2 separate regions of the Homo sapiens genome follow, and region 1 is linked to region 2. Evidence: chromatin loops called from intact Hi-C (ENCODE). Cell type or tissue: dorsolateral prefrontal cortex. All regions are shown on one strand. Each heading gives the region's core, and the rest is flanking DNA. Links, peaks and the distances in the headings are about the cores only. Region 1 has its middle 450 kb from the start of LINC02077. Region 2 holds the start of ROBO2 (roundabout guidance receptor 2).

Region 1 (11,539 bases), core at 1,390-9,389, 1.5 Mb before region 2:
GGATAAATCAAGACCCACACTCTAGGGCCTAGAAAGAAACTGAGCCTTTCTTGAAGCATATGAACTTCTACCTGAATAAAATCATGGTTCACTTAGAAGGATAAAGGGAATGAGTATTAGGTGGGAAACCCACAGTGCTGCAAAATGTAGATGTGATGAGAGAGTACTTGTGAGTTGACTTAAGGGGATAGAAGCAATTGGTATTGGGGGCTGACTGAGTGAGTGTATAAGGCTTGGGTAACTTGATAAATGCTGGTCCATTGACTGAGAAAAGAAATGTAGAGAAGGAGGACTTTGGGGGAAAATGATAATGGATTTGTTGTGGTTACATTGCGTTCAAGATACCTGTGGTAAGGGAGGTGGAGATTTCTAGTATGCCCTTGGTAATCCAGAAAAGTAGCCATCTAGGCCATCAGCAGTGAAAGTATTTGTATGAAGGTGGTTACAGCAGGAGTTTCCTCTACCTTCTCTAGTGGAATCTGGAGCAGCGCAAGATGCACTGCTGAAGATGATTTGGCTTAAGATAAAATCATCTTTCTAATACTAATTTAAAATAGGAATAGGTAAGTTAAATGGTAATAGATTCTTCCTTTTGACGTGAACTAGTATTAAGTGTTGGAGAGATCAGCAATAGTGTTTGTTTACCATTACAGTACAAAAGTTGTTCTCTACTGGGAACAGAAGAGTTCGCCTTGGCTAAATACAAGTATCACTAACTGCAGTAGCTAATAAACATTTGACTGTATTAATTGTATATTGAATATAATTTGTGATAACATTATTTTCTTTTAAGCTAATATATGTGCCATCTTCACAGTTTGTCATTTGCTAGAATGATTTCACTCAGAATATTAAAAGGAATAGTGACACATTTAATGAAGTGGGTGGCAGGCCAGTGATACCTGATTCACCTTCCACAAGTTTGCCACTGAAATGGTCATAGAAGGCAGAAATGGGATGTAGGTTTGGAAAACGCTGGGAATAGTGAATCTTCAATTGCAAGAAAGAGTGAAACAATTTCTGCTCTCTGAAGGCAGAATAAAAGGGAAAAGAGAAAGAGTAGCTTTCTGTTGACTTCCAATAGGCATCCTGCCACAAAGATGAACAGAGAAGGCCCATTGAAGGAGCAAGATGGCCTTTGCCTTTCCCATAGTTTCTCACTGCTCCCTCCGTGTAGTACATGAGATATGCTTTCTGCAAAAAAAAAAAAAAAAAAAGCATGTGTTATTTCCCGTTGTTCATTTAATTTTTTTTTGCAAATCATTTGCTGCTGTCTGGTATACAATCCCCATGCATATGCACACAATAGATATGCATACATATGATATACATTGGTAGATATGTGTATATCTGTATGTGCATGTGTATATATACAATATATGTATCATATTTGCATCTATATTCATACATACATAAATTGACAATTTGTTTATTGTATGTCTCCTCATGAACACATAAGCTTCATGAAAGCAAAAACCTTGTAAACCTTGTTTACATTGCAAAGTAAAAGAAGACTAACAATTATTGACTAAGATTCAGAAAGCCCTTAAAATTTATCTTCAATTTGTGTTTTTTTTCTCAGCTTCTCTGGTAATTTGCATAAGAAGAAATGTATAATTTCCTGATCCCTTCTGAAAATGCATGATGTCACTTTAATGTGTCACTCTCAATGGAAAGACCCATGATTTTAATGGATGTTGCAACTGCAGTTTGTGTGAAAAGTTGACAAAAGCTCTCAGAGTTCACACTCTGCTCTGAGAAAAATCTATCTTGGTAGGCAAACTGCTATCTGAAAACTCAGAATGTTTGCCTTAGTCCATTTCTGTTTCTATAAAAGAATACCTGAGGCTGGGTAATCTATGAAAAAAACAGGTTTCTTTGGCTCGCAGTTCTGCAGGCTGTACAAGAAGCATGGCACCAACATCTGCTTCTGATGAGGGCCTCAGGCTGCTTCCACTCACGGCAGAAGGTAAAGGGGAGCCAGTGTGCAGAGATCACATGGCTAGAGAGGAAGTGAGAGAGAGAGAGAGGTGAGAGGTGCCAGATTCTTTTTAACATCCAGTTCTTTGGGGAAGTCTTGTGAGAACCAGAAGAGAACTCATTCATTACCACGAGGATGGCACCAAGCCATTCACAAGGAATCCACCCCCATGACCCAAACACCTCCCATTATGCCTCACCTCCAACACTGGGATCAGATTTCAATATGAGACTTAGTGGGACCAAACAATCCATATGCAAACCATAGCAACATTATACTATAAAGTGATTTTGTGATTATTGCTGGGAGGTTTTAGGAAGTTGTAGGCTCCCTTTTGCTTTTGTTTTTTTTTTTTTTTTTTTTTGAGACGGAGTCTCACTCCATCACCAGGCTGGAGTGCAGTGGCATGATCTCGGCTCACGGCAACCTCCACTTCCCAGGTTCAAGCAATTCTCCTGCCTCAACCTCCCGAGTAGCTGGGATTACAGGCATGTGCCACCACGCCCAGCTAATTTTTGTATTTTTAGTAGAGACGGGGTTTCACCATGTTGGTCAGGCTGGTCTCGATCTCGTGACCTCGTGATCCGCCTGCCTCGGCCTCTCAAAGTGCTGGGATTACAGGCATGAGCCACCGCGCCTGGCGGCTCCCTTTTGCTTCTTAATGCAGGCTATTGCTTATCTTTCTTTCTTTTTTTTTTTTTTTTTTTTTGAGACGGAGTCTCGCTATGTCGCCCAGGCCGGACTGCGGACTGCAGTGGCGCAATCTCGGCTCACTGCAAGCTCCGCTTCCCGGGTTCACGCCATTCTCCTGCCTCAGCCTCCCGAGTAGCTGGGACTACAGGCGCCCGCCACCGCGCCCGGCTAATTTTTTGTATTTTTAGTAGAGACGGGGTTTCACCTTGTTAGCCGGGATGGTCTCGATCTCCTGACCTCATGATCCACCCGCCTGGGCCTCCCAAAGTGCTGGGATTACAGGCGTGAGCCACCGCGCCCGGCCTATTGCTTATCTTTCTAGAAGTGATTTTTATTGTAAAAAATTTGTTTCTGTAGTGATGGAAGGTAGCATGGCTCTGACAAATAAAGTTTGTATTAGCTTTTTTATCCAGGTAATGAGTTTTCAATACAAAAAAAAAAAAGAAAAAACTAAACAAAAGTTTAGATTTCTAAAGCTAATGCAAGAGATGAGCTAATACAATTCTGGTTAAGGAAACTGCACTAAATAAAGGAACTCATTTTACAGTCCTCTAATGCAAGTGAGAAATCACAGGAAAATAGGACAGGAGTAAAACTGTGTGTGTTTGCATGTGAACACCAAGTAGTTATAGAAAGGTAAATGAGTTAATGGGTGCAGCACACCAACATGGCACATGTATACATATGTAACAAACCTGCATGTTGTGCACATGTACCCTAGAACTTAAAGTATAATAAATATATATATATATAAAAATAAAATAAACTTTCCAAACTGAAAAAAAAAAAGGTAAACAAACAATTGTGAATGGACTGAAAAGAACATAGGTAAAAAACTAATGCAGACTTTTGTTGCCTTTACAAAAAACCAAACCAAACCAAACAAGCCCCCAAAGTTATCAAATTGTTAGTAATGGTTACACACTAATATCCTCTTGAGAATTAATTAGATTGACAGCTTAGAACATGAAATACTTTGCTTCATTTCAATTGAATGAGGCTTATTATTGTCTTTTTTGGCTTTTTATTTTCTATCTGTTCATTTTTCTAGGTGACTTGAATTGAGGAAATGATAAGAAATTTAAAGCACGTATTTCAGTTCAAGCAAATACTTCAACTTATTAATTTATTGACCAAATAATTTTAGACCGGCATGTTTATGTGTATGTGAATGCATGTATATTTAAGGCAAAACTGAAGATGGGTATCTTTCATAAATGCATATGAAAAGATCTTTATGACATTTCAGTAAAGCTATTTTAAAAAGGAAGATCTTTACGAGTGTGAGGGCTTTGTGTGGCCAATTGAGCAGAAGCTGCAGATTGATTTTGGTGCATTCATAAACATTTTATGAGGATGACATCTCAGAGAAGAGATTAGGTTAGATATTTGTTGCACGAAAAGTTTTGAACCCTTTTTGAGTACACTAAGCTCAATATTATTTATAAGTAGTTCACTACCTGCATATGTAAAGCATCTGTATCTATATGAAAGGTATTAGTTTTCTACTTTGGGATATAATTTTGAAAGATATTTGGAAAATAAAATGGGATGCATTCTAGAATAATAAAATTGAACCTTTAATGATCAGAACAAAACAATTTCCAAACTTCACTATATAAGGCACAGAATCAGTTACACAAATCACTCTAATAGAATTTCAAAAGAAATCCAATTTTTATCAGACACTAGGGGAAAAAAATAATAGAACCTAATCAATTCCCCACTTGCTCATGTGTGCTGTGGTGAGATTTGAATATATAAGGTTTAGTGGTCACCTGGTTTATAGTAAGGGGTTGGCAATGTATGTAAATGGTAGAAAATTTTCCACATAAAAGTGCTAGTGGAAAAACAACCTTTTCTTCCCCTAGAAATCAAGGAAGAATGGTGATGATTCTCTTTGCCCCAATAAAGTTGATCACAGAAAAATTAGAATAAACATTTTCAATAAATATAATTTTTAGAGGCCTTTTCAGAGGAGGCAATACTTTTTTTCTCGGTAAAGCTATATCTCTTTTTAAAATGACCCTAGTTTTCTGTATTTTTTCGAATAAAAAATTCCACATGGTTCACAACACTTTTTATATATTGTATCTTTGGCTAATAGGTATATGTTTGTGAGTAGTGTATGTCTGTGTGCTTCCATATCTGGAATTTTTGTGTATTGTATCTAAGTGCAGATCTGACGGTGGATCTCTCAAAAAATTTCCCAGTAAAAACCTCAGCTTCCCTCCCTGCCTCTATAGTCTTTGTTAGCCTCCAAGTCCTCTTCTACTTTCACTGATCCATGAGCAAATACAAAGTCACAGTGAATGCTTTTTACAACATATGTCTGTGAAGGTCTTTCCCTGCACATGTCAAGACAACGCTCTTGAGCATATGTGAGTTATTTATCATCAAACAGATTTCATAGTAACAGGTGCATCCACGGGACCCAAATGTACAAAAGAGACTAATTTTCTTTCTCCCCCTAAAAGACAGTGAATAAAAGTGATAAGATAATGACTGGAATCCCAGACAACTAAAAGCTTCCAGCAGATGTAGCTCTTGAAGCTTTTACTAAATACTGGAAAATCATTATGCAATCATTGCAGGAAAACAGGTCAGATGACTAAAAGATATTAATAAACTCATGCTCCTGTTTTAGAACAATGGAACACATAGATCCAAAGAGGAGCTCTCATCCAACCTCCTCATTAACTGAGGCCAAAAAAATAAATAAATAAATAAATAAATAAAAAGGATGGTTTGCCTAAACTCAGAAGCTGTTTCTACAGAAACCAGATGTTATTACGACAAACTCAGGATTCTCTGATCCCAACAATTCTTTACCTTTCTGTTAAAATCAGCCAAGATATCTCGTCTTTTGATCTCTTAACTGAGGAGTTTCTTATAATATAGCTTTCTCCACCCTCTATTCATATTTATTACTCTCCTACTTCTTACTCCTAATTTGCGAAATGCTCTTTGAGTCTATGTGAAAAAAAAATGTTAAGTACACTACAAGGCATGATTTGAAAAGAATATTATCAGGCAAGAATCTCTGTACTATGCATGTCACACCTGCAGTGTAATAGTATTTTCTCCTGGCAGCATCCATATGATCACTTGACACAGAATTAAAAATCAGCAGCTCCAAGAGAAGGGCTGTGCAGCTCCCACCAGGCCCTCATCACTGGTGGCTGAGCTCAAGAGCACTCACTTAGAGGGAGTGCAAAAATCAGCTCTGAACGTGGCCACTCTGCTGTGTTGTGTCACTTGCTCAGACCATGCATGACAAATCCTCAAATGCGTTTGGTGACATTTAGAGAGCGCTGTGGACTCTGCCAATATGCCAAGCAATCAGAGTGTGCATGACAAATTATGAAACACATACTGTGAAAATTATGGACTCTGTCACGGTGCCAATCTGCTGCTGAAAACCTACTGCTGCTAGAAGTAATGTTGGCACAAATTTGTTGCTAAATTCAGTCATATTTCTAATTCAGTAATGGATTGATTCTAATGGTGAGTTGCTGTACCTGTTTAGGTTTCAAACAAGTACTGTGGGGGCTAATGACCTCACCTGCTATTATAAGTAATCAGGGGAGTCAAATCCTTTTCCACCCACTCCTTTCCGTCGATGGGTCTTCTTTACTCCTGTATCACACAGGATTTACATACAGGTCCCTGTATCTTGATCTCCTCAAAAATTTTTTGGTTGTGTGCCAGTATACAGTAAGAGCTGTTTCAGTATGCAATAAAACACTGAGGGTGCTACGTTCCCTCTGCGTCTTAACAAAGACTACACAACACCCTCAGATACTTGCCTGCAGGATAGGAACAGCAGGAGATCACGAACAGCCATAACTAACTGTCAGAGAAGTGGACAGTGTAGAATCTGGACCCAGTTAGCACCTGACACTTGGTGAATCATTCATTAAATAAAAGGCACTGGGGAGAACTACCTCTCAAACACACAAACACAAAATAACAGCAACCAGATTCTAGGAATCCAGTGAAAAAATAAGAATATAGAAGCTAAATGTTCAGAAAACTACGTTCAAGGACACACCGCCGCAGGCTGGTAGAGATCAGAGTGAGCCTAATAAATTGTCTTTAAAGTGTGTACTTTCTGGATATCATCTTTTACTAATTTACATGGAAAAAATGTAATACTATGGAGCAAATTTAAGTGTGAAATAACTAGTGTGATATTACATTTATGTTTACAAATATGTCTATTTGGAAAGAGCTATAAAATTTTTTTTCTGTGTATATCATTTTAAGTTTATAATTGCAGCTTTAACTTTATTTTCTTACCTGTGCTTGGATTAGTCTACATTTCATTGATAATAAACATGGAATTCTGTACAGTGATATCATGACACTTTTTTTTAGATATCATATTTTTATAGTTATCTCTAGGAACAGACTTCAAATCATGTTCAGCATTAGATGGATTAATATAATAATCATGACATTTACTCTTATCACTATAAAAAAGTGAATAGTGATCCTCAAGCAAGCCTGTTTATGACAGCTTTGTTATAGTATGATATATGTGCCTTGTGTGGTTTTTCAGATTTGCTTGCATCTAGATGATCAGTTGCATTTAGCTGTTGGTTTTGCTTATGAAATCTACTTATAATTTAGAATTATATTATTTTTGTGTGAATTACTTTTAAAAGTCAGTGTGAAAATTCCGAGTTTTTCTCTATTGAATTACATTTTGTGTGTGTGTGTGTGTGTGTGTGTGTGTGTGTGTTTCTATGGAAATCATGAGGTCCTCAAAGCATGTTAATTTTTTAGCTAATTTTAGTACCAAAGGATAATGTGAAAGCCTTAGTCTAGAAGAGATTTGGCAAAACCTAATATCTCCTGGATCTGGCACTACCACCATATGGATAGGGCTCATTGTGAATAATATGAAAGGAAACAACAAAAAAGAAGGATGGAAGGAGAAGTCTTTCCAGGATTTTCCCTGCGTGGTGCATGCTGAGGCCATGACTTTTAGCTTCTGTCAGTACCAGACTTGTTGAGATTGAAGCCAACATATGCCCTCTGACTCAGTGCTCCTTTCCTTCAATGAAAAGAGAAGTTGACAAGGCAAGTACCACCTAGGCTCTCTCAAACTTCAAGGAGCCTGTCTAAACTGTCAAGACAAATGATTGGCAGTTAACAACTCTTCCTTCATGTGATGTGGAAGAAGAATCCCCCAAATTGAAGAAAGCTGGAGCAAGGATTTTGCAATAAGCACAAATCTTACATCTCGGAAATTGTGATGAAAATAGCAACATGGTTGTGTTCAGTAATCTGCATATTAGCTCTCCTAAATATGAGGGTTTTTTTTGTTGGCCAAAAAGACAGTCCAGGAGGCTGACCAGTGCCAAATGAAAAAATGGCAGCCTTCCCTCCATCTATGTCTCTGATTATAAAACAGCAGGAGAGATCATTAGGGTAGCATACACGTTCTGCTTTGGGGCATATGTCAGGTTCAATACTGTGAACAGATTTAAGTTTTGCGAAGGATGCCAAGTACTTCTTCCTGTGACTTCTCCAACAATGAGGTGCTGGGCTTGTGCTGCTGGCTGTTTTGCAGAAAACTGTGGTGGTGAGTGACACAGATGGTGTGGAGAGTCTGACATTGCATATTATTTACCAATCAGAAAATGACTCAGTTATTTTATGCACACAATTATAAAGGGCCACCTGTACCAGTGTATGCTGCCTGCTTACGGGCAACAGCAGGAACAGGGCATGTGTCCATGTAAAAGATAAACGGTTTCATTCTTTGTTATATTTTTTATAGTTTTGATATCAGCTTTATTCATATTCAGCTTGTGAAAATTTAATAACATTTCTCCGCCCATTAGGACTGTGCCTAATGCCATTTGTATAGATAGATTTCACTATAAGGTTACCTTTCTTGGATTCCATTTTCTGGATGCAGGTCTCGAAATATCAAAATGCTACATTGTAAGGTGATGTCCTTGTCTAGCAGCTAAAGCATGGCAATCTAAGAAAGTTCCAGTGCATTATTCAGACATTTCTTGGGTATAATTTAGATATTTAGAAAATCTTCTAATTATTTGAATATTTAATGAGTACATTAGATCATATCACATTAAAAATAAGGAAACCAGCCTTTCTTGAACACCTGTGGTACATTTTATAGCTACTGACTTCTGTAATCCTCTCATCTCTCTGACGTGGGTAGTATTATTGCTGTGTACACTGTAAATTCTCCGAAAATCAGAGGATTTAAATAAATTTCTAGATCTGCACAACTTGTATGTGGTAGAATAACGATTCTAACCCAGTATGTGATTCTAAATCCTTTTCTGTTTTCACAAAGGCTGATTGTATGCATTCTCCCAAAACGGCTTTTTCTTAGTTTTCATTAGGCTACTGGATTGATATTTATTTTTCCAAAATAATAATATCTTTAAGTCATTATTGTATCTGCCTATTTTAAAAAATTAACTATAGAGATTTATGCAAAAAGTGAAAATCCCCTTCAGATGTTACCTGTACTCCCTGCCACTAATACTCTCCCGATCTTTAAAAAATAGCTACAGTTAAGCCTGAAAAAATATATATTCTGAACTTTGAAAGCGTATCTATACATGAACATACATATATATTTTTATAAATGGGATTATGAAATACATGCTAGTTCAAAAATGACTTACTAAATAATATTAATATATTTTGAGTTTACAGATCTGGATCTAGCTTATCTCTTCTCCTAATTTGTAATAATGTGTAGTATTCCGTGTTACAGAGAGAGGATACTGCATTTTATTTAACCAAGTCGTGTTGATGATCATATGGATTATTTAAAATTTATTGTTGCTTTCACAATACTCAATGAGCATCTCTCTCTATATTATTCTATCATTTTCTACAAATCCGTGGAAGGAAAATTAATTTGTCAACATATTTATTTAAAATTTTAATATAAAAGTTCAGATTGTTTTGAGAAATCTGTATCTTTTACACTTTTATTAGTATCTTGGGTGTATCTGAAAAAAATCAATTTTTTAATCTTTGATAATCTGATAGATAAAAGGGGTGTTTCACTGTTTTCTGCATAGACATTTTTATATCCAATAAGGTGGAGCACTTTTTTCATATTTTCCTTGTTCATTTGTATCCATCTCGGTGAATTACTTTTTTTTTTAAGTCTTGCAAAATGACATTTAATTATCGCAAAATTAATAAAATTGTAGGTAATAGTGTAAGTATGACCTCTTTCCTAGAGCAAGTCAACATTGTCCTGTTGGTATGCACTATTTTTCTATTCTCGTGATTCTATCTTCTGCATTCTTTTTTTTTCTTCTTTTTTTTATTATTATTATACATTAAGTTTTAGGGTACATGTGCACAATGTGCAGGTTAGTTACATATGTATACATGTGCCATGCTGCTGTGCTGCATCCATTAACTCGTTATTTAGCATTAGGTATATCTCCTAATGCTATCCCTCCCCCCTTCCCCCACCCCACAACAGTCCCCAGAGTGTGATGTTCCCCTTCCTGTGTCCATGTGTTCTCATTGTTTAATTCCCACCTGTGAGTGAGAACATGCGGTGTTTGGTTTTTTGTCCCTGCGATAGTTTACTGAGAATGATGATTTCCAATTTCATCCATGTCCCTACAAAGGACATGAACTCATCATTTTTTCTGGCTGCATAGTATTCCATGGTGTATATGTGCCACATTTTCTTAATCCAGTCTATCATTGTTGGACATTTGGGTTGGTTCCAAGTCTTTGCTATTGTTAATAGTGCCACAATAAACATATGTGTGCATGTGGCTTTACAGCAGCATGATTTAAAGTCCTTTGGGTATATACCCAGTAATGGGATGGCTGGGTCAAATGGTATTTCTAGTTCTAGATCCCTGAGGAATCGCCACACCGACTTCCACAATGGTTGAACTAGTTTACAGTCCCACCAACAGTGTAAAAGTGCTCCTATTTCTCCGCATCCTCTCCAGCACCTGTTGTTTCCTGACTTTTTAATGATCGCCATTCTAACTGGTGTGAGATGGTATCTCATTGTGGTTTTGATTTGCATTTCTCTGAAGGCCAGGGATGATGAGCATTTTTTCATGTGTCTTTTGGCTGCATAAATGTCTTCTTTTGAGAAGTGTCTGTTCATATCCTTTGCCCACTTTTTGATGGGGTTGTTTGTTTTTTTCTTGTAAATTTGTTTGAGTTCATTGTAGATTCTGGATATTAGCCCTTAGTCAGATGAGTAGGTTGCGAAAATTTTCTCCCATTTTGTAGGTTGCCTGTTCACCCTGATGGTAGTTTCTTTTGCTGTGCAGAAGCTCTTTAGTTTAATTAGATCCCATTTGTCAATTTTGGCTTTGGTTGCCATTGCTTTTGGTGTTTTAGACATGAAGTCCTTGCCCATGCCTATGTCCTGAATGGTAATGCCTAGGTTTTCTTCTAGGGTTTTTATGGTTTTAGATCTAACATTTAAGTCTTTAATCCATCTTGAATTAATTTTTGTATAAGGTGTAAGGAAGGGATCCAGTTTCAGCTTTCTACATATGGCTAGCCAGTTTTCCCAGCACCATTTATTAAATAGGGAATCCTTTCCCCATTGCTTGTTTTTCTCAGGTTTGTCAAAGATCAGATAGTTGTAGATATGCGGCATTATTTCTGAGGGCTCTGTTCTGTTCCATTGATCTATATCTCTGTTTTGGTACCAGTACCATGCTGTTTTGGTTACTGTAGCTTTGTAGTATAGTTTGAAGTCAGGTAGTGTGATGCCTCCAGCTTTGTTCTTTTGGCTTAGGATTGACTTGGTGATGCGGGCTCTTTTTTGGTTCCATATGAACTTTAAAGTAGTTTTTTCCAATTCTGTGAGGA
Region 2 (11,539 bases), core at 2,159-10,158:
ATGCTGTCTCTGATTTAATGGAACAATAATAAGCTTGGTTTTCAATAACTGTACTGTTATCTGGCAACGTATTAAAATTTACTTTATAATAGAGATATAAAATACAAGAGTGCCTGTTGCTAGATTCATTCTAAATTTCCCCTAATTTACTCTAACCCTGAAATCTATATTTTATAATAATCGGATATATCTAAATAAGTTTAATCATATTCTAGCATTTGCTAGTATTTGGAAATATACGTATTATAAAACTTCTAAGTACGACTCTAACCTTGATTTATAAAAACTTATAAACTTTCCTTTATAATGAATAACTCTTAACTCAAGTTTTTTGGAAAGTCAAAATTCTCCCTTTTTGAATCACACTTATGAACATTTTAATTGGTTATAAGTGCTGCAGAGGTTTGGTCCAAATCCCTTAAATTCCAGTCTGGTTTCAACTGGGTGTTCCTTGCTTAAACTTGAAAAGCCTTTCAGTGGGATAGTTGAGTTATATTCCATGTTCTCCAGCTCATTTCCAAAAAGCTTGGAACCAAAGTCTAGGGAAAGAGATCCCACATCAATCCTTACAACAGAAATTAAAAAGTGGCTGTTAACCCCCTCTCCTGAGCTAAAATTTCCATGTTGCATATGGTTCTAGTTATAGTGGCCAGAAACTAAGCACATTGACCTAAGACTATTGTCTCCTTAGTATTAAATTTTTAAAATTCCATTTATTGATAAGGAAAGCCTAAGTACCACTGGTCATTAATGAATGAGAGTGGATGTGAATCATAAGACTAGTTAATTTTGGCTGTCATGCATATCCATAGCCATATCATTGAACCCACACCAAAACACAGATATGCTACATGCATATTAGACAATAGACTGTTATTGTTTTTAAAGATGGATGTTTATGGTTTTGGATAATTCTTTTCAAGCCTAAATTTGTGTGAGTGTGTGTGTGGAGACGGGGCCTCTGTCACCCAGGCAAAAGTGCAGTGGTGTAATCATGGCTCGCTGCAGCCTCAACCTCCTGGGCTCAAGGAATCCTCTCATCTCAGCCTCCCAAGTATCTGAGACCACAAGTGGACACCACCATGCCCAGCTAACTTTTTTTCTTTTTTGTAGAGACAGGGTTTCACTATGTTGCCCAGGCTGGTCTCAAACACCTAGGCTCAAGCGATCCTTCAGCTTCAGCCTCCCAAATTGTTAGGATTGCAGGGGTGAGCCACTGCGCCGAGCCCAGGCTAAATTTTCTTCTTTAAAAATTCTCAGATATAACAATAAATGTTGGAACATTAAACAGAAGTACTTGGGATAATAAAACCTAAGGTTCATGGAGACCTTGGAAATTACACAGTCAAATGAAACCATTTTTGGTAAGGTTCTAAGGCAATTAGAACAATTAACAATCCACTAGGGAAGCTAACAGTGCAGTCCAGAGATCTGGTCACCAAAGGTATGTCACTTCCACAATAGTAATGATATTGTTTTATTCAGGCTATCCTTTCTGATATGCATAACTACTCATTGTGCAAATGTAACTAATGGATAATTATAAAAAGTTATTAGATTCAATGTCTTATACTAAATGAAGGGAAGCTAAGGGGGCTATCTAGAAAACGAATTAGTGAGTGGATACCAAATGTTAATTTTTACTTAGGTCTTCGGTTCTCAAAGTGTTTATTTAGTTTGTCTTACACAAGATTTATCTCCACAGTACGTTATATCAAAGCACCAGGTAAAAATTATCCAGGATGAAATGTAAATCAGCCAACATGAACCAAAATGCAGGCTTACACAAGCATGGTCTACTTGCTAACAAATTGCCATTTGTGTGATTCCTCTCTTGTTTACTATCTTCATTCGTCGCACCTTTCACTTGGGAATCACATGTGTTTTGTAATCAGCTTATGATGCAATGGAAACACACATGTCATAGCACAACTGTCACAGCTGTGTAGGCGAGGCCACCGATAAGTTCCCTTAAGAGGCAACAAAAATTCTTAATCAGTCACCTGAAGACTCACAGCTGAAAAATCTTATTAAAATTGTCCTAACATGCACCCCAATTGTAGTCCATAATTAGTCTGATAGCAAAGTCCTCTTCTAGTTATTTTCCTTGTTCATACTAGGCAGGGAATAATAATCTAATAAAAATACTACTAATTATAACAATAAGTTATGCTTGAGTGGCATTTATAAAGTACACTGTTCATGGCATCATATATATCTTTTTTTTTGAGACGGAGTCTCACTCTGTCGCCGAGGCTGGAGTGCAGTGGCGCGATCTCGGCTCACTGCCAGTTCCACCTCCCAGGTTCAAGCCATTCTCCTGCCTCAGCCTCCCAAGTAGCTGGGACTACAGGCGCCCGCCACCACACCCGGCTAATTATTTTTTTGTATTTTTAGTAGAGACAGGGTTTCGCCGTATTAGCCAGGATAGTCTCGACCTCCTGACCTCGTGATCCACCTGCCTCAGCCTCCCAAAGTGCTGGGATTACAGGCGTGAGCCACCGCGCCCAGCCCATATATATCTTTATATACATCTTTATTTTATATATATATTTATTTATTTATATATATCATTATATATATTTTTTTGAGACGGAGTTTTGCCCGTTGCCTAGGCTGGAGTATAATGGCACAATTTTGGCACTGCAACCTCCACCTCCTGGGTTCAAATGATTCTCCTGCCTCAGCCTCCTGAGTAGCTGGGATTACAGGCACCTGCCACCATGCTCAGCCAATTTTTGTATTTTTTTTAAATAGAGAGGGGGTTTCACCATGTTGGCCAGGCTGGTCTTGAACTCCTGACCTCAGGTGATCCACACACCTCACCCTCCCAAAGTGCTGGGATTACAGGCGTGAGCCACCATGCCCTGCCTATATATCGTTATATTTTTAAAACTATTTTATTTCTCATTATAACTGTATGAGATATACATTATTACCATGCCCATTTTACAGGTAAGGACACTGAGGCATAAAAAGGTTAAATTACTTGTTCATACTCATTCAGTAGTGATTGCTCAGTAGTCTTTCAATAACCATCTTATCCTTCTTCCTTACAGGCAAACTATGTTGCAATCAATCTAGACTTCTTGCCATTTCCTTAGCACCCCTTTGTCATCTTCATGCCATTTTTCTGGTTACTTCTTTTCCTGGAATTCAATTTCCAATCTTTTTGCCCACCAAAATCCCACTCTTCCTCTAAGGTCCAGGTTAAGAGACCCATTTGGTGTTGACCCTTCCCAGATTGTACCAGCTGGAAATCACCTATTCCTTCTCTGAGTTCTCAAGACTATACTGTGTACACCTTCAAACTTCTTACTTATCAGACACTACTTTTTTTATTCTAGTGACTTGAACATTTGGTACCTTCCCTACCAAGTCATGACTTCCTTGAATGTGGGAATATTTTCACAGGTCAGCATGTTCTTCACAGAGCCAAGCAAGTTATGTTGTCAATATGCATGTGTTGAATCAAAGGAATAACCTAAACATATTCAAGCTCATTTTCTCATGGACTCTTCAGAAAATAGCTGGTCATTTTCAGTAACAAGAGCCTGGAATTCTTGTTAAGGAGTTCCAGGGCTAAGAATCCAGAAACAGTCTCTCATAGGCAGAAGCCTGGTACAGAGATGAAGCATCCCTGGAGTCTAGTTTCTGCTCTACCACTAAGTAGCAATGGGATCTGTGACAAGGCACATAAAATCTCTAAGCTTCAGTTCTCCATGTGCCCAACCAATAAGAGAGTTGTGCAATATAGCTGCAAATATTCATAATGGCTCCGAGATGCTATCATTCTATGATTTATATTTACTATTGCTGAGATCTCTGCTAAAAGTGACAAGTTCAACTGAGGTACTATCTTTGTAAAGTTTTACGAGGCAACTGAGGAAGACTTAGAAGACAACAACCACTGAAGGGATTAGAAATCAGGACTATTGGGGATTTGAGACAGATTAGTATAATATAAAATTGTTTCACTTCAAAACATCATACCCAACTCATAAGGCCCTTCGACTCTTTCTTTCCATGATCAATTAAAAGAAAATATCTACTTCATATATTGCTAATGGCAATGTAAAGTAGCACAGCTGCTTTGGAAAATAGTCTTGCAGTTCCTCAAAATGTGAAACACAGACTAAACATACAACCCAGCATTTCCATCCCAGGTTAAATGAAGACATATGTTCACACAAAAGTTAGTACGTGGATGTTCAAAGCAGCAATATCTATAATAGCCAAAAATGGAAATAACTTAAATGTTCATCAACTAGTAAACCAAAGGATAGATGATAAGGAATATTGTTTGGCAATAAAAAAGAATGATGTACTGATGCATATGCTATGACACGGATGACCCTTAAAAACATTACGCTAAAGAAAAGAAGCTAGTCACAAAATGACATCATATATTGTATGATTGCATTTATATATAAAATGTCCAGAAAAGACAAATCCACAGAGGCAGAAGTAGAGTGGTGATTTCTTGTGGTTGGTGGAGGGATGGTGGAACAAGCTACATAGTTTCTTTCTTGGGTAATTAAGAACATTTTAAAGTTAGATTGTAGTGATGGTTGCACAATTCTGAGAACAAGTTGAATACAAGTTGTGAGAACAAGTGAAAAATGGTTCCTCATTGGGGGTCATGAAAAAGCCTATGAATGGTGGAAGCCATTTACTGTGATGGGAATGGCTAGAAAGAGAAGATTCTGTCTTAGGCTTGAGTTTTGTACATTCTCATTGGACATGAAGCAAAGACGTCAAGTAGTCAGGTGAGTATGTCAAGCACTGATGCAAGCACTGGAGATCAACAGTATATACAACAGCCAAGTTCTGTGCTGATGGATCTTATATCCCTCCATGCAATGATTAGGGCAATTTTAGAATTATCAATCCAAACATGTATTTAAACCTCATGTGATTAGATGAAAGAGCCTAAGGATTGGCTGCAAATGGAGGAGAAAACACTAAGGATTGAGGCCTCCGTTACTCCAACACTGTGTTGAGTCAAGTATTCTGGGTAAGCATGCTACCCTAGATGCTATATGCTTCTATCATTGTATAACACACTACTAAAACAGTAGAGTTGATAGGTATTTATTTTTAAAAAGAGTTTATAATCATTCCTTCATTCTTTATATAGTAATTCTTTTACAAGAAGAAGAAAAGCCTACAGCTGGCTCAGGAAGTCCTTTCAGATACTTTCCCTACCGCCCGCCTCCCTCCCCCAACATTGGGTGTTCCAAGCCCCTCACAAAGACCTTAAACCCTCAAGTAGTGGCTCAGCTAATAAAGGCACACATGGAAAAAAAAAGAAGAGAAGAAGGAGAAAAGCAATATCTATGCCAATGTATTGATTTAGGTTGATAGATCTATACCTGGAGAACCTTTAAGAAATACAGCAATACTTTTCTTTAGAAATAAATCTGTAAAATGGCACTCTATAAATCTCCACTGTTTGCTTGAACTCAGATATGACGACTTTTACTTGTGTAAACTGGAAAATGATAGGATCCGTGCAAAACATTTTGCATAAAGCTATATATAGTATTGTGGGGTAAAAGTGAGAAAGTCAAAATCCCAGTTGGATATACCTAAAGGTAAAATATTATTCACATTTTTCCTTTAAATGCAGATTTTCTAAATTATCATTCAAGAAACACCCTCACCTATCTTCTTCACTCTTCAAGTGTTTCTCTAATTCCTTTCATTAGATCCAAAAAAGAAAAAAAGAGGAGGAGAATAAGAAAAGGAAAGAGACGATGAATGAGAAGAAGAAAGAGAAGGAGAGGAGAAGGAGGAAAAAAAGGAGAAAAAGGAGAAATAGTAAATAAGATGATAATCTTTTTTTCTAATACTCTTCGAAAACCAAATTGCACATGGGAAGTAAATGTACCTCCTGTAGACTGCCGGAACTATTTCAGCAGATATTACTAGGCACACACACATCCCACATACATCAGCTCCCTTCATTGCTATGTATGTATCCCAACTTATACAATGTGCTTACATATCTATATTTTTATCGTCAAACATGCTATTTTATACAAGCTGCTCAGGGATGAGATGGCCAGAACTGCTCTTTTTATATAATCATTACTTTTTTTTTTTACAATATTTTTGCTTAATGTTCTAAGAAATCCTTTTTTTTTATGGTCCACATGTTGCGTAGCATCAAAGGTTATTCAAACAAAGCCAATTCAAACATGGTATTACTGCATAGCTTCAAAAACACATTTCAGGTTACTTATATATAATTTAAATTCTGAAATAGACTACATATGGCTATGATAATAAGCCCATTACTGAAAAAGAGCACTTTAGCAACATGTATAAACCTCTATGAGATTCTACATCTGCACTATGCACATACATTATCTTTACTATATTTATCTCCCCTAATATCATGTGTGCCACTTTCATTTAAGAATAGTTAAAGGGTAAAGATGAGAAAAACATTCTCATTTTAAAACACCTTTTCACAAGTATTATAAAATTATCAGATTGATGTAATATATGGCATATAGATGTAATTTAAAAGTGTTGCCATAGTTCATATTAATTTCCCATAAATGACTGCAAAACCCTATTCTTATTCAAAAATAAAGAAAAGCTGGAAAACAAAGGCTAACCTTAACATACATTCTCCTATATGATCATACAGAAAAGTCTAGATGTGATTAATCTGCATCAATAAGAAAACCATTATTTACATCCCAAATAGAAAAGTTTATCTACATTTCTCAACTAACTTAATATTTGCTCTCTATGGATTGCTACAGGGACACAATACTGAAAAATTATAAATAATATTAGCAGATAGCTTCTATGAGGTGGCAAAACGCTACCATTTTTCATATACTATAAAAATGCACATATAAATAACCCACCAAGCAAATATCAATGCAAATATATGTATCATTTGTCACTGAATAAAATTAATATCTGTGTCTAGCACAAGGATGGTCAGTATATCTTTGAAATGGTACAGGCTTCTGTACATTTGAAATTCATGTGGAGTATAAGCACACACCTCTAAGAAGAATAAGTAAATAGAAATCATAGAATCCTGGAAGAGTAACAAAGCTTAGAGAACCTACAAACCAACCTCTTCACTATATATGTGAACACTGAGTCTCAAAGTGCTGAAACAGCCTAGAGGGCAGTGTTCTCCACATCCCAAATTTTCAACCATCCCCGTGGAGAAACTGTCATTCTGAAGTATCCAAAGGCAATCCAATGTCAAACGTATGATTTACATATTAATTTAGTAAGAGTGTCCAGGGTTTCCTTTGCTTTTGACACAGCAGATGCTAAATACAAAACTAGTTTCACACACACAAAAATTTAATATTGCCTTTTCAGTGTCAACTCCTCAATTTTGGCATTTTTCACTACATTACTATGAGTTCTGCTGCATAATTGTGGCCCAGACACAAACTGCCCCCTTATCCTACAATGTTAAATCAGAACAAAGGTTCTAGGTTGTCTTTGGGGGCAGGAGAAGGGTGGTGTGGGAGAGAAGGAAGGAAAGAAGGGAGAGAGGAATAAAACGGAGAGAAAGAAGGGAGGGAGGAATGAAAGGAGGGAGGGAGGGAAGGCAGACAGAAATGGTGTCTTACTACTGCTGCTCCAGCAAGCTGGTTAATTGCATTTGTTTCATATATCTCCAAACACCCTGGTATATTAATTACATTCTGTAACACCAAGCTCTTCTGATTTCCTGTCACTTCCACTGAGCAATTTAATTGTATTCCTCCTAGCAACACACTGATTTAAAAACGCTTATATAAAAAAACCCTTGGTGATAATTTTGTAGTCTAATGTATAGTTTACACATGCATTTCTGTTGAGATATGTAAATTCATGATTTATGAGGACATATTCTTTTAAAAGTTATACCAAATTCTTCTTATCATGAAAATCAAACACACCTGGGACAAATAGGTAAACCTATTTTGTTACGGTAATGTACACGTATTTTAATGTACTGAAAAATAAATGCATGAAAAATAATTAGAGATGTTGCCATAGTATAATTCACAATAATTAAATCTTAAACATCTACTGCTTAGACTGGTAAAAGAGAGAAGCAGTGCACACACACGCATCCCTCCCTCACTATCGCTGGGGGGCAAAGGTACTCATGTAGTCCATGATTGAAAACAGCCACTTGACAGTAGGTAAACTCCTCTGTATTGCCTCATGTTTATAGAAAGCCTTCCTTTTTGAGTCCAATACATTGGGCTCTATGCAGCAGTAGCTGCCAGGAACAAAGTTAGCTACTCAGATGGGCCAAAATAGGCAGTGTCCCAAATAATGAATTCATCCACAATGCAAATGCTGGAGGAAAGTTTATGTGGCAACAAGCTATTGTGATGGCTCAAACAGTTAGACTAATACCCTTTAGGTTCTTTACAAGTACAGAAAGTAACTAAAAACCTAAAGTACTGCAATCCAGTTAGAAAAAAAAAATATCTAGTACTCCCTTATACCAGTTGTTTCCATCGATATAAAAATTAAAGCCTCTAGAAGGTTAACAGCAAATATTCTTTTAACTTTTTTCTTTTGAATACAAACCAAAAAGCATGTTAATGATTATTTCCACTCTTCATTCAAAAGAACCACAAAAAAGGATTTTGCAATAGTCGCACAAGAAATTGACATCCTGTGAAAATATCCCAGTAAACCAAATCGGAACAAAAGACAAGAGAATCAGAGGCAGAATGCTGTGGGCTTGACAGACTGACTCAACCTAGAGGGAGACACCTCCAGCACCTGTTTAAGGTCCCCATTGTGTTTGCCCACTGGGGACTGAGCTAAGTGTTCTACTCCTGTGGCCAGCCCATAGCTGATGCTTCCCCCTTCGTGGAGCCTCGCCCAGTCTCACTTTTGACAGTTTTCTCCCTAGGATCTAAATTCTTCATTCGATTTAACGCTAGGAGAGCATTCACTGGCACACAGGTGATACACATTGATCTCAGTCTCAAATTCCTAACCCACTGAACCTTCCTTAGAGTGTCTATTACTGTATTTCTTCACTTGAATGTCTCAGCCAAAGTTCAGACACAAGAGCAAACATCAAATAGAGAGCAGGCACAATAGTATTAGGCTCTTGCAGGAGATTGACTGTAATATTTCTTTTTCTAACAAAACTGGGAGCCCAATCATTTATTATCCAACTCCTTAATTAGTGAAGTAAATTACAACAATAACAACAATAGGTGACTACCAACACATTCCACTTACAGCAGTTTAGAAACAAAAGACTTAAATAAAACCTCTGCCCCCAAGGAGCCCGTGCCGGGCCAAAACGGACTAACAGACATAATGTCATTTCATTTATAACCCACATCAAATTCAAAAAGAAATGGTTTTGGGGGATTGGGGGGTGGGGGGCGCAAAAAAAGATGAAAGCATTTTTAACTTACCATCAACCCGAACATATAAAAATCCACAGAGCAGTAGTTGTGTAAACATCAGCAGACTCATTTTGACATATTAAAAAGGATCCAGATTCTTTAAGAAACCAATCCCAGAGAGCAAAAGTACAAAAATGAGTATCAAAAAAAGAGGTAGGTCCAAAGTTTAGACTTTCCTAGATACTAATTAAAGTCAAGAAGAGCAAATCGCAAGATCAGAAGGGGTTGGTGGAGAGGTCTCGAACGGGGCACACTGAGATCCATCCAAATTAACAGAGGGTACTTCAAAGGCTGCTGTATTTCCAGCACTCTGGCTTCCTAAATTCCCACAAATTCAGCCCAGCCAGAGGGATTATTCGAGTGTGTCTAACCCTCTCTCCTTAGGCTCCACTGCAATCCAAAGCCAAGTTCTTCCTTCAGAAGTCAAGATGATGAAGGGGGAGGAAAAGACCTAATTCCTAGAAAGTGTTCCACAAACTTGCCAGCGCGCTGCCGAAAAACCATTGGCCTGCCTACTGGTTTTCTTTCCCCCGGTTTCCTTCTCCGTAGCAGCTCCACGTCCGGAGTTATTTTTTAATATGTCTATATTTTTACTTAACTTCCATAATAAGAATGTGTCAAAGCAACACTTTGCAGGCGGGCAGACTTGGCGGGCCTCTCCTTTGCAGCGGTGTTGCCCTCCCTCCACCTCTCCGGTTTCCAAAAGAGAGGAGAAGGGAAATCAGGACGATTCGGGTGGAGAATCCGAACTCCTACGTGGTGAGGGAGGCAGGGAAGGAGCGAGGGAGGGAGGGAGGGAGGGAGGGGCCGGGCGGAGGCCGAGGCTGCAGACACCCCCGCGGTGCCGCCTCTGAGGATAGTGCACCAGGCGGCTGCGGGCGCGAGCAGAGACGGGCGTGAGAGCCCAGCCCGGGCGCGGCGGAGAAAGGGAGCGCTCAGTCCAGCGCCAGGCGCGCTGAGGCCCCTCGCCCGGGTCCAGCCCCCGCAGCCTCGCAGCAGAGCGTCCGCTTCCTCCGGCAGCTGCCGCGGGTGGAAGGACTTCTAGGAGGGAAGGCGAGGAGGCGGGAGGGGAGGGGAGGAATGAGAGCTGCCTGGAGTCGGCCCGGGGAGGGGCGGGGGCGAGGAGGGGCGCGCGGAGCCCTGAACCTCCGGACTCGGCCACCCGCCCGCTGGGGAGTGGGGAGGGGTCCTGGAGAGCCGAGAGTCCCCGGGGGGACGGAGATGAACAAATTCGGAGAGCCCCGCCGGCTGCCGAGGGCCGAGGCCACCGGGCGACTCCTTCCCCTTCTCCGCGCCCCCGGGTGCCCACTCCTTCCCGCCTCGGGAGGGGATAGGTGGGCTCCAGGCTCCTGCTCCTCGCCGCGTCCCGTTTAATGGGCAGGTAATTTTCTCCGTGAGTGATTTCATGGAAGCCCTTCCTAATTATTCATCCCTCCGTCTGCCGGAGCTGCACGCGCTTTCTTGAAAAAGATCAGCCTCCAGGACCCAGGGCGCAGCCTCATTACGCGTTAAAATCACACACTCACTCACTCTTCACCTTTTAGCCAGATGAGAAGCCGAGTAGGAGGAAGGAAAGGAAAGGAAAGGAAATAGAAGCACCTTTTGGACTGGAAAGGTTGTGTGTAGATGCTTCCTATATGATTCAAAAGCACAAGGGGGAGAAAAAGGAGGGGGCAGAATTCTCTAACCTCCAGCGGCTCATTTTAGCCAAGATCTATGGCCCCCTGCGGCATCCCCAAGGGAAGGAGGAAGGGGAGGCAGCCCCTCTTATGTTACTCAGTTGCCTTTTGACCCCTCCACGATGAGTTTGATGCGCGATCGCGCAGGGCGAGGGAGTTCCACAGAAGATGCTAAGGACGGGGAAGCGGGGATCACAGAGCTTGGGGGAGGGGGATCCCCGAAGTCTTTACCCTCCAGGGACCAGCACCTCCAGAAGGAAATTCGGTAAACATAGGCTCTGGGTGTGGAAAGCCGAAAGCCCAGCTGAGCTCATGGAAGCTCAAAAAGAAGCCGAATTTCAGCCCAAAGACGACAAAACTCTGAAAATTAAGACCAAGACTACCAAAGGATGCCATTCAGGACCGGGGATGATGAAGGAAGGTCACGTTAGATCAAAGGGG

Evidence for each region. A loop is a pair of places that touch in the nucleus more often than their neighbours do. Peaks named below come from ENCODE experiments on the same cell type or tissue, not always from the same donor. Only the 100,000 strongest peaks of a DNase experiment are listed, where the experiment ranks them.
Region 1: a loop joins it to region 2, with 5 times the contacts of the local background. A loop is called at or near these places in 2 of 110 quality-filtered maps.

The regions. Positions count from the first base shown.
Region 1 is chr3:78,491,628-78,503,166 of GRCh38, reverse strand. No RefSeq gene overlaps it. Among named protein-coding and RNA genes, the nearest start is that of LINC02077, 450 kb to the right of the region's middle. In dorsolateral prefrontal cortex, for the core only: no CTCF peak of the experiment used is centred there; a DNase peak (open chromatin) is centred at 5,996; H3K27ac peaks cover 1,000 bases.
Region 2 is chr3:77,038,736-77,050,274 of GRCh38, reverse strand. It overlaps ROBO2 (roundabout guidance receptor 2), which reads right to left and starts at 10,176. Exons shown (of 28, transcript NM_001395656.1): 1 at 9,429-10,176. The coding sequence starts at 9,489. In dorsolateral prefrontal cortex, for the core only: a CTCF peak has its summit at 7,156; no DNase peak of the experiment used is centred there; H3K4me3 peaks cover 2,956 bases; H3K27ac peaks cover 411 bases.